Regions from separate parts of the Homo sapiens genome. Here region 2 is linked to region 1. The links are chromatin contacts, found by Hi-C or POLR2A ChIA-PET in ENCODE. All regions are on one chromosome and are shown on one strand. Each heading gives the region's core, a stretch centred on a gene start or an enhancer-like site at or near the end of the contact. The rest is flanking DNA. Distances are from core to core; before and after follow the strand shown.

Region 1 (5,378 bases), core at 615-3,114:
GCACTCCAGCCTGTGCAACAAGAGCAAAAACTCCATCAAGAAAGAAAGAAGGAAGGAAGGAAGGAAGGAAAGAAAGAAAAATGAATCTTTGGAAAGACGAAAATATCAATGCTTTTATAAACATATTGGGAAAAGTTTTAGTTTTCCATGATTTAATTAAATTCAAAAACTATATATTAATCTCTTTATAGGATTCATATATTACACTTAGCATGGAAGATGAGAAGACATGACCCATTATTACTTTCATATTAAATCTAGTATTTGTTTTTCTCTGAATTTCAAGATGGGAACATGAAGCCTAAAAAGCTTTGTCAAGATCACACCAGACAGTATCAGAACCGGTTCACCAGTGTAACTCAGTTTCTTACAAGTCTTTTCTATTAACCATAATTATAGAGATGAAAGTATATCTATTTTTTATATGTCTGTATTTTGTAATCAATATTGATCTCACTGGTCTTAAAATCAAAGATTGTATAAACATTTTCTTCCACTAATTCAGACAATAAAAATGTCAACATGAGCACCCTGCTTTAAAAACATGATATTCCTGAATTTATTTTGCCTTTACCTCCTTTGTCTGCCTACAAGGTGTATGGCACCTCATTTTATCCTGGAATTGCACTAACAATTTACTAAGAGTTGAATGATCCTCACCGTATCTTATCTATTTCAAAATGTTATGAAATTTGTCGATTCAAAGCCTTAGACATAAAATCTATCTCTTCTAGTTTATAGATGAGAAAATTTATGCCCTGATAAATTAAGTGACTTTTAGTGCTGTTTAGGTTATAGGGATTATAATTATTGCTTCATATCGAACATTTACCAAATTATAAAAATGATAAAAGCATTTTAAATTTACATTTTCCCCTGATCATATCCAATGATGTATTAAACATATTCAGGAAAAACTATGCTTTGAGATGAAATTTTGTCTAAGAAATAAAGTATCCTTTGTATTTATATTATTTTATAATATTATGTTTACAACATCTATATTTTCTTTAAGATTATATTGACTTACAAATATTGTGGTATAAATTATTTTATATTATAAATAACATAATTATACCAAATATTTTTAAATGTGTGCAATAATTTTAAAATTATGAATTATTCAAAAGGCTATTTTGTCAAATATATATACTTATATATTATAAAAGAAACACTCTATACACACACATACACAACCTGAATTTATAACACATACACTCATGTTCTTATGAAGAAGGTAAAGGAAAAAATAAAAGATTTAAAAACTGCAGGATAAAGTTTCTTGATCTAATTAACTGATTAGGAACTGCACTTAGGAACTGATGGAGGAACAGCACCCAATTAGCAGAGCTCCAAATTAAGAAGAGCCAAATCACAAAACCAGTTATGATGAATACAGTTAATTTTTTTTTCTGTGTTGTGCTATGAACACAGATTTGTTAGATTTTTTTTCCTGGATACTTTGTAAGCTATAATTCAACACACACACACACACACACACACACACACACACACACACGCCTAACTCCTTTGATTCTTTGAGCAGAATACTATATTCAGATTTCCTTCAAATCACAAGTAGCTTGTTTGGCAAGTTCTAACAGAACTCAGTCAAGGTGAAAGCCAGCCAGCTTTTTACTGGTAACAATGTATTCACACAGCCTATGATCTCTCTCTGTTCAGGCTGCTTCTTGCTCTTGTCTCACAATAAGAAAGGAGTGCTGCTTTCCTGGGGTATGCTATTTGAGAAAGAAAGTAACCTAACACTAACTGCAGGCGGGGTCAGAGTGATGTAACAGGAAGCTCTGATGTTTCCCTTCTGCTGCTGATCACTTACAATCTGACAACACTTACAATCTACTCAGAACAACCTCTCTCTCTCCAGCAGAGAGTGTCACCTCCTGCTTTAGGACCATCAAGCTCTGCTAACTGAATCTCATCCTAATTGCAGGATCACATTGCAAAGCTTTCACTCTTTCCCACCTTGCTTGTGGGTAAATCTCTTCTGCGGAATCTCAGAAAGTAAAGTTCCATCCTGAGAATATTTCACAAAGAATTTCCTTAAGAGCTGGACTGGGTAAGTGCACATTCAAAATAAATATATTTATTCTAAGTAGTATTCTCATATAGTTTGGCAATGTTTCTATTATAGAATTTAGTAGATAGCACTGAAATAATGTTGAAACATAGTCTCACTTATTTCACATGCTAGAGAAAATACAGCCTACTACCCCAACATGAATACAAAATCTAATACTACTAGATAATATTGTTTACCATGGTATTCTAGAAAATAAATTTAGCAAGTATTAAAAATCTAAATGGATTAAAAGACATATTTCTGAACAAATACCTTAATCACAGAACAATGTCTTTTAAAATTAGCTCTAATATTAGCTAAGCTTGAATCTTGACAACTGGAAAACATTTCTCCCCCCGGAAGGGTCTTTAAACTTTCCATGTTATCAGCTGTAAGAAAGAGGTGAAAGAATAACTACTTAATGGGTCTCGGAGTCTCACTTACTCTGTGGTTGATCATAATGCAGAGTTTTGAAAAGTAATCACTTTGTATTTATTACATTTGCTTTTATTTGCCTTTCACCTTTATTTACACATATATCTGTAACTACTGAACTAATTTTTGTGTTCATTGTTGCCAGATGTGTTTAAATCTCTCTTCTGCTAACCCTGAACTGTTTGCTCTTTATTTGGATCATGGTGTCGGCTACAAAGAAAAAAAAAAACCTAGAGTTTAGGAAATGTAGATTTTTAAAACAATTCTTAATTTTGAAATCTTTAAGAGAATACTTCAACTTGACTGGTTCCCCTCTGCAAGCTTTTGGAGGGGGGTGTGATACCACGATATCTGTGGATAAAGAAACGTGACAGCTTTCCCAAAGAAGTATATTAGACGATTAAACAAAGAAATTAAAGTATTTATTAAAAAAGAATTTCCAGGATGGAACTTACTGAAATGTTGGATAAAACATCTGTTAATGCTCATTCCGATAGTACAGACTGTCCTGAACAATTTAAGAAACTAATGTCTGCTTAATAAATTGTTTGTGTAGATATATCACAAATTTGTTGCTGGAGAAAGTTTGATGTCAAATTTTAAATGATGTTGATAGATATGATTTTTAAGTTATATATTTTCTTACCTAAATGCAATTATACTTTCCAAGATGTCCTGCATTGGAAGCATCCTGTACTTAATCACTTATATCTGGCACATTAATAATAGACTACAAACATCCTGAGTAACTCCTCAGTAATTTACAACTCAATTTTTCCACAAATTCCTCAATATAATGAAAATTTAAATTAATTCTTAGATTTGTGATTCTTTAAGAGTATCATGGCTGATTTCTCTCTCTTTTCAATCTTCAGTTGTACTGAGTTCCCTGACACATGTGTAGAAATGGGAAAAGTGTTTTTAGAATGTGACTTTAGCCATTATATAAATGGGGGAGAAAGTGGAAACAACACATTTACTAACCCAATGACGTGGGTTAGTAACAAAAATTAAAACAACATTATTTTTAATTCAGATTATTTTCTTAGGAGGTATTATATTATGATCATATTTTATAATGAGAAACTCTCCAAACTTCCTTAATTTTTGTTTAATTGCTAGTCCCAAACCCATAATTTTCTTGTATAATTTGATTAAATTTTTATGAGTTTACTAACAGTATGGTTTATAATCTTTGTTTTCCAAAAATACTTTTGAAAAACACTAGGCGATGAACATTGAAGGTCATTAGCCAAAGGAAATATTTGAGGACATAACTGGAAGTTTGAAATAAAAATTCATATTATTGTATTCAAAATGTGCTTTCTTTAATGATAAGAAAATATCAGAATATCAATGCATGCTTTTAGCCATAAAGAAATGAATTTACTTTGCTAGAAGATGTTTCCTTGTAGCATCATAAAATCAATGCATTGAGCCTACAGTCAATGCTAAATATGTAAAATGAAACATAGAATTGAAATAGTATGTGAATAATGTGAGCTGAAATATGTTTTACCTGAAATATTCTATTTCTTAAAGAGATAATGTTTTTGATTATTGTTACAAGATTTTTTTTCTATCTTACATACCAAAGCATTATACTAAAAGTTAAAATATGTAGATTTTTATAATATATGAAACTGTTCATTCACTTTGAAAAATTGGAATAACAAAAACATTGTTTAAAATAATACTGGGTCTGTAATTTTAAAAATTATTTTAAATGAATGGGCAAGATTCATATGGTTTTCTCACTGGTGACTCCGAACATGTAATGAATTTTAAATGAAGACAATACTTAGCATATTTGTAAGAATATTTATGTTCACCTGCACATATTATACTATTTTTTCATGCATAACAGAAATAAAATTTCATAAAAAATTGAAAATAATATAAAGGTAAAATGATTACCTTGTTTGCTTTACAGATTAATGTGGACAAAGTATTTGATAAACACATAAACACTAACTGAATTTCAGTTAATAGCATCATTATATATTTCTAACTAGATCATATTTGGAAACATTGTAAAAATATTTTGCTACCAATTTTATCTACATGGCAAAAGTTTGATAGTAACTTAATTTTAAAAGATTGTTCTAGATCTTTATAGAAAAAATATAATAATCTTTAAAGGATCAAAAACTTATTCACTAAACAAAATTTATTTCATACTCTATATATGACTTTTAATACAGCTTTATCAAATAATTCTGGTTTTGGAGATATAATGATTACAGTATCGACTTTTCACAATACAAATATGTTCAAGAAATAGTATTTAAAATCTTTTGCTTTATTGCGTATCTTATGCTTGGCATTCAGAGAAGCTATTAAACCATAAACACAAGCGCTATCATTGCAAGGGTGTTAATGAAAGACGCTCTTATGAGAGTCAAGTGTGTAACGTATCTTAGTTTTGACTTAATCAGAATATTGGAGAATACGCTTAAGATAGACAAATGGTACACAGCTATTTAAAACATTTATCTGTATCTGGTTTTCAAATCCATGGGTAAACTATAAACATTCATAATTTCTCAGGTATGTTCTATTTTTCTGACAAAGTACATGTACCATACTGGATTACAAATTATTTCAAGACATCTTCTCGTTTAATATACAAAAATATTATGATGCAAATAGGTGGAAAATAAAAACTTACCAGAAATACAAGTCTACATTCTAACCAGATGGATCTATCCTTTTCCCATATATTCACATGGACCATGTAAATTAGATTAGGTCAATTAATCTCTGCATTTTTCCTTATTTGAATAATCTTAAAATCAAATTAATTTAATTATAATAAGCTATATTACAAAAAAGAGAAGAAATGTATTCAATTTTTAAGGAC
Region 2 (5,382 bases), core at 2,397-4,896, 110 kb before region 1:
AATCCTATAAAACAGCCCCACCCTTATCTCCCTTGGCTGACTCTCTTTTCGGACTCAGCCCGCCTGCACCCAGGTGAAATAAACAGCCATGCTGCTCACACAAAGCCTGTTTGGTGGTCTCTTCACACGGATGCGCATGAAACTTTATTTATTTTATTTTATTTTATTTTATTTTATTTTTTTATTGATCATTCTTGGGTGTTTCTCGCAGAGGGGGATTTGGCAGGGTCATAGGACAATAGTGGAGGGAAGGTCAGCAGATAAACAAGTGAACAAAGGTCTCTGGTTTTCCTAGGCAGAGGACCCTGCGGCCTTCCACAGTGTTTGTGTCCCTGGTTACTTGAGATTAGGGAGTGGTGATGACTCTCAACGAGCATGCTGCCTTCAAGCATCTGTTTAACAAAGCACATCTTGCACCGCCCTTAATCCATTTAGCCCTGAGTGGACACAGCACATGTTTCAGAGAGCACGGGGTTGGGGGTAAGGTCACAGATCAACAGGATAAGAATTTTTCTTAGTACAGAACAAAATGAAAAGTCTCCCATGTCTACCTCTTTCTACACAGACACGGCAACCATCCGATTTCTCAATCTTTTCCCCACCTTTCCCCGCTTTCTATTCCACAAAACCGCCATTGTCATCATGGCCCGTTCTCAATGAGCTGTTGGGTACACCTCCCAGACGGGGTGGTGGCCGGGCAGAGGGGCTCCTCACTTCCCAGTAGGGGCGGCCGGGCAGAGGCGCCCCTCACCTCCCGGACGGGGCGGCTGGCCGGGCAGGGGGCTGACCCCCCCACCTCACTCCCGGATGGGGCGGCTGGCCGGGCAGAGGGGCTCCTCACTTCCCAGTAGGGGCGGCCGGGCAGAGGCACCCCTCACCTCCCGGACGGGGTGGCTGGCCCGGCGGGGGGCTGATCCCCCCACCTCCCTCCCAGACGGGGCGGCTTGCCAGGCAGGGGGCTGACCCCCCCACCTCCCTCCCGGACCGGGCGGCTGGCCGGGCAGAGGGGCTCCTCACTTCCCAGTAGGGGCGGCCGGGCAGAGGCACCCCTCACCTCCCGGACGGGGCGGCTGGCCGGGCGGGGGGCTGACCCCCCCACCTCCCTCCCGGACTGGGCGGCTGGCCGGGCGGGGGGCTGATCCCCCCACCTCCCTCCCGGACGGGGTGGCTGCTGGGCGGAGACGCTCCTCACTTCCCAGACGGGGCGGCTGGCCGGGCAGAGGGGCTCCTCACTTCCCAGTAGGGGCCGCCGGGCAGAGGCGCCCCTCACCTCCCGGACGGGGCGGCTGGCCGGGCGGGGGGCTGACCCCCCACCTCCCTCCCAGACGGGGTGGCTGCTGGGCAGAGACGCTCCTCACTTCCCAGACAGGGTGGCTGCTGGGCAGAGGGGCTCCTCACTTCTCAGATGGGGCGGCTGCCGGGCGGAGGGTCTCCTCACTTCCCAGACGGGGCCGCCGGGCAGAGACGCTCCTCACCTCCCAGACGGGGTCGCGGCGGGGTAGAGGCGCTCCTCACATCCCAGACGGGGCGGCGGGGCAGAGGCGCTCCCCACATCTCAGACGATGGGCGGCTGGGCAGAGAGGCTCCTCACTTCCTAGATGGGATGGCGGCCGGGAAGAGGCGCTCCTCACTTCCTAGATGGGATGGCGGCCAGGCAGAGACACTCCTCACTTTCCAGACTGGGCAGCCAGGCAGAGGGGCTCCTCACATCCCAGACAATGGGCGGCCAGGCAGAGACGCTCCTCACTTCCCAGGCGGGGTGGCGGCCGGGCAGAGGCTGCAATCTCTGCACTTTGGGAGGCCAAGGGAGGCGGCTGGGAGGTGGAGGTTGTAGCGAGCTGAGATCACGCCACTGCACTCCAGTCTGGGCGCCATTGAGCACTGAGTGAACCAGACTCCGTCTGCAATCCCGGCACCTCAGGAGGCCGAGGCTGGTGGATCACTCGCGGTTAGGAGCTGGAGACCAGCCCGGCCAACACAGCGAATCCCCGTCTCCACCAAAAAAATACGAAAACCAGTCAGGCGTGGCGGCGCGCCTGCAATTGCAGGCACTCAGCAGGCTGAGGCAGGAGAATCAGGCAGGGAGGTTGCAGTGAGCTGAGATGGCAGCAGTACAGTCTAGCTTCTGCTCGGCATCAGAGGGAGACTGTGGAAAGAGAGGGAGAGGGAGACCGTGAGAGGGAGAGGGAGAGGGAGACGGAGAGGGAGAGGGAGAGGGAGAGGGAGAGGGAGGAGAGGCGAAACTTTCAAGAAAGAAAATCTGATTGGCTGAGCTTGCCTCTACCTGAGCTACAGATTCCTCAAAAGTTTAATCAAGGTCCATGGTGGTACCAAGAAAAAAGGACTTTCCTCTACAATCTGAGTGAGATGATAGCTTTGATTGTGGTTGAGGGGCAGGGCATGAGGTAATAGGAGATAAGTTATTAACATGATATGAAATCCAGAACATGAGTGAGAAGGCAGCATGGAGGAGGATTTATGCATTTTTGCTCTAAAGGCAGACTGCATGACATTAGAATCACAGCTCCACATACTGAACTCGATCTTCCTAGACATGTGAAATGGGCATACAAAGAGGACCTTCTTTATAAGCTAGTTGTGAGAATTAAATCGATAATTTATGTTCCAGTCACCACCAAATAATTATTCAATATGTATTAAAAACACTCAAGATGAAAGGTTACCTTTTACAGAGAGGTCTAAGGAAAGCAAGAAAAATTGAAGGCACAAAGAATCTGAGATGCAGAAGCAAGAAACTCCTACATTTTCTGACCAAATGTCTTCAGCCTTCCTGGCAAAGTAGATTCTGCCCATTTATTAGATCTCTAGTGATCTTAGTCTGATATGACCATAATTCCAATACAGAGACAGTACGGATGAACCTCAATGATAGGGACATACAGCAGAGACTCTGGTTGACATCTGTAAATATTTACATATTTTGTAGAATAATAATAATAGAAATACAGAAAACAGCGATAATGATAGCCAACAATTATTGGAGGTTTGCTACATGCTGGGTCCTGCCTTAAGTACTTTTTATGTATTAAGCCATTTAGTACTTACATCAAGCCCAGAAACTTTTATTATCGACATTTTAGGAACAAAGGAACTGAGGCATAGTGAATTCAAATAACTGGGCTGAGTAGCCAAGTTAGCAAGTAGCTAAGGTAGGGCTCAAAGCCTGACACCTGCAATAGATAATGCATTACATTGTCTCACTAAGAGAGACCTCCAACGGTAGCCCTCAGACTTTTAAAAAAAATAAATACATTGACAGTGGGTGAAACAAATGAAATAACTTGAAGAAGAAACAAACTGCAAAAAAGCTTATTAACAGTGTAATAATAAATATGTAATTTTTTAAACCCTAACTCTAGGGGGAAAAAAGCATTCTTTTTCAACTGATTACAAAAACAATCCTGGAAAGTAAAGGAAATAGCTATTCAAAATGATCGTATCTGAAATCTTGGTGTAAGCTGTTTCCTTCATCTGTTTCCTCCACTAAAAAAAAGAAAGAAAGAAAGAAAAAAGAGGTTTAGACTAAATAGAGTCAGAGTTGCAGTGACCTAAACAGGAAGTTGGGCTATTCCCAACTGCCAGTGATCTCTGAAGCCGACTCTGAGGCTCCCTCTTTGCTCTAACAGACAGCAGCGACTTTAGGCTGGATAATAGTCAAATTCTTACCTCGCTCTTTCACTGCTAGTAAGATCAGATTGCGTTTCTTTCAGTTACTCTTCAATCGCCAGTTTCTTGATCTGCTTCTAAAAGAAGAAGTAGAGAAGATAAATCCTGTCTTCAATACCTGGAAGGAAAAACAAAATAACCTCAACTCCGTTTTGAAAAAAACATTCCAAGAACTTTCATCAGAGATTTTACTTGTGAGTACCTGGCAATATACTGTCTAGCCCATAAGAAATAACTTTAATTTCTTTTTCTCGGGGGAAAAGCAGGGTGCTGAGAGGCAAAGAACTGATAGGGGAGGATCACTGTTTATTTGCGTAAAATGAAAATCAGCCCTTCCCTGTAAACAGAGTAAACTCAAACTGCAATCCAAACTTGAGTTCTCAGCATTTTGCATTTAGTTCTTAAGCAAATTTATGTGCAATTTTTATGATTTTAAACCATAAACATTTTTGTAACTAATTGGTGTATGTAGCTTTTTTATAATTTGAAGATTGTAGTAGAATTCTTTACTAATTGTGCTTGGTTAATTGGAAGTTCTTGAAAGTTCGGTTTACCTTTCCATTTTATTTCATAACATATAAAATAGAGACTGTTATTCTTCTATTCAAATAATCTTTCAATACTATTAGTTGATGATATTTAAAATGAGGTATAACCATTAAAATAATCGTAATCTAAATGGAATATTTTATGCCAGCATTAACTAATCTCTCTAAGGAAATATTTTACAATTCTCCAAAGACCAAAGGTCATATTCTGAGATACTTAAACGAGAATACTTACGATCAAGTCTATGTTGTGCAATTTTGTAAATTAAAACAATAGATAACATGCCTACATGATGTACTGTTATGTTCCTGTTATAAAATGTTTGCTTCTAGTGAAAAATGAAAGCATATAATACAGCAGTAAACAACCACAGAAATATAATGAGAGAAACAATTATTTAATTATGAAAAAGCACTCATTAGTATAAAATAATTACCAAAAATAAGGGCCAAGAGTACTACCATGTGGGAAAAAAGAAAAGATAAGCAACAGCCACACTGTGACTCAGTGCTCTGGAAATTAGTCACAAAATGACTTTGTATAACATGAGATAATATAAACACAAAGGGCAAAACTCAAGCAGGAAACATACTGCCCAGAGAGTCATATTTCATGTGTAAAAGCATAATATTTACATGAAAGGGGGAAAGTTGTGACAATTTTGAGAGATACTGCAAAACTTTTGAATAAAATGTGTTAGGGAGGCAAAATCTCCCTAACACATTTTAAAGATTATTTTAAATCTATCATTCTAGTGCATGATTATTTCAATATACAGTGTCCATATCTCATCTAATCCTTAAACTAAAGAGGGATAGTCCCTGAAATTTGGCTGAGTTTGAAATGTTAATTTGTGGCCTACAGCTTAATAAAATTATATGAAATATAATTAGGGATCAACAAAGATTGAAAAATATTAATGTAAATACAGATAACTAATCAAGTAATTTTAAAATAAGAGTAAAACTTTAAAATATTTATTTTTACTGATTTGAGTAGTTATATTGGAAAACCAAGTTTTTCTACTTCAAGTGACCACAGAATCTTGTTGGAAAAGTTTAATGACATATACTACTATTTGATTCCTATCTCTATTAGGTATACTGAATTGGACAAGTTTTTGTTTTGTTTTGTTTCTTTGTTTTT

Evidence for each region. A loop is a pair of places that touch in the nucleus more often than their neighbours do. ChIA-PET counts read pairs that join two places held with the same protein, here RNA polymerase II (POLR2A). Pooled maps may share reads with other maps.
Region 2: a loop to region 1 is called in a map of endothelial cell of umbilical vein, with 1.8 times the contacts of the local background. The contact joins the promoter of TFPI here to the promoter of CALCRL in region 1. A Hi-C loop is called at or near these places in 1 of 168 maps with a recorded cell type or tissue (endothelial cell of umbilical vein) and 1 of 50 pooled maps. POLR2A ChIA-PET finds 5 or more read pairs at or near these places in 3 of 52 experiments (GM12878, HEK293 and common myeloid progenitor, CD34-positive).

Annotation. Positions count from the first base shown.
Region 1 is chr2:187,444,738-187,450,115 of GRCh38, reverse strand. CALCRL (calcitonin receptor like receptor) reads left to right here and starts at 1,864. Exons shown (of 15, transcript NM_005795.6): 1 at 1,864-2,077. The region is part of intron 2 of CALCRL-AS1 (CALCRL and TFPI antisense RNA 1); the gene reads right to left.
Region 2 is chr2:187,552,699-187,558,080 of GRCh38, reverse strand. It overlaps TFPI (tissue factor pathway inhibitor), which reads left to right and starts at 3,646. Exons shown (of 8, transcript NM_006287.6): 1 at 3,646-3,881. RefSeq lists enhancers at 1-19, 20-604.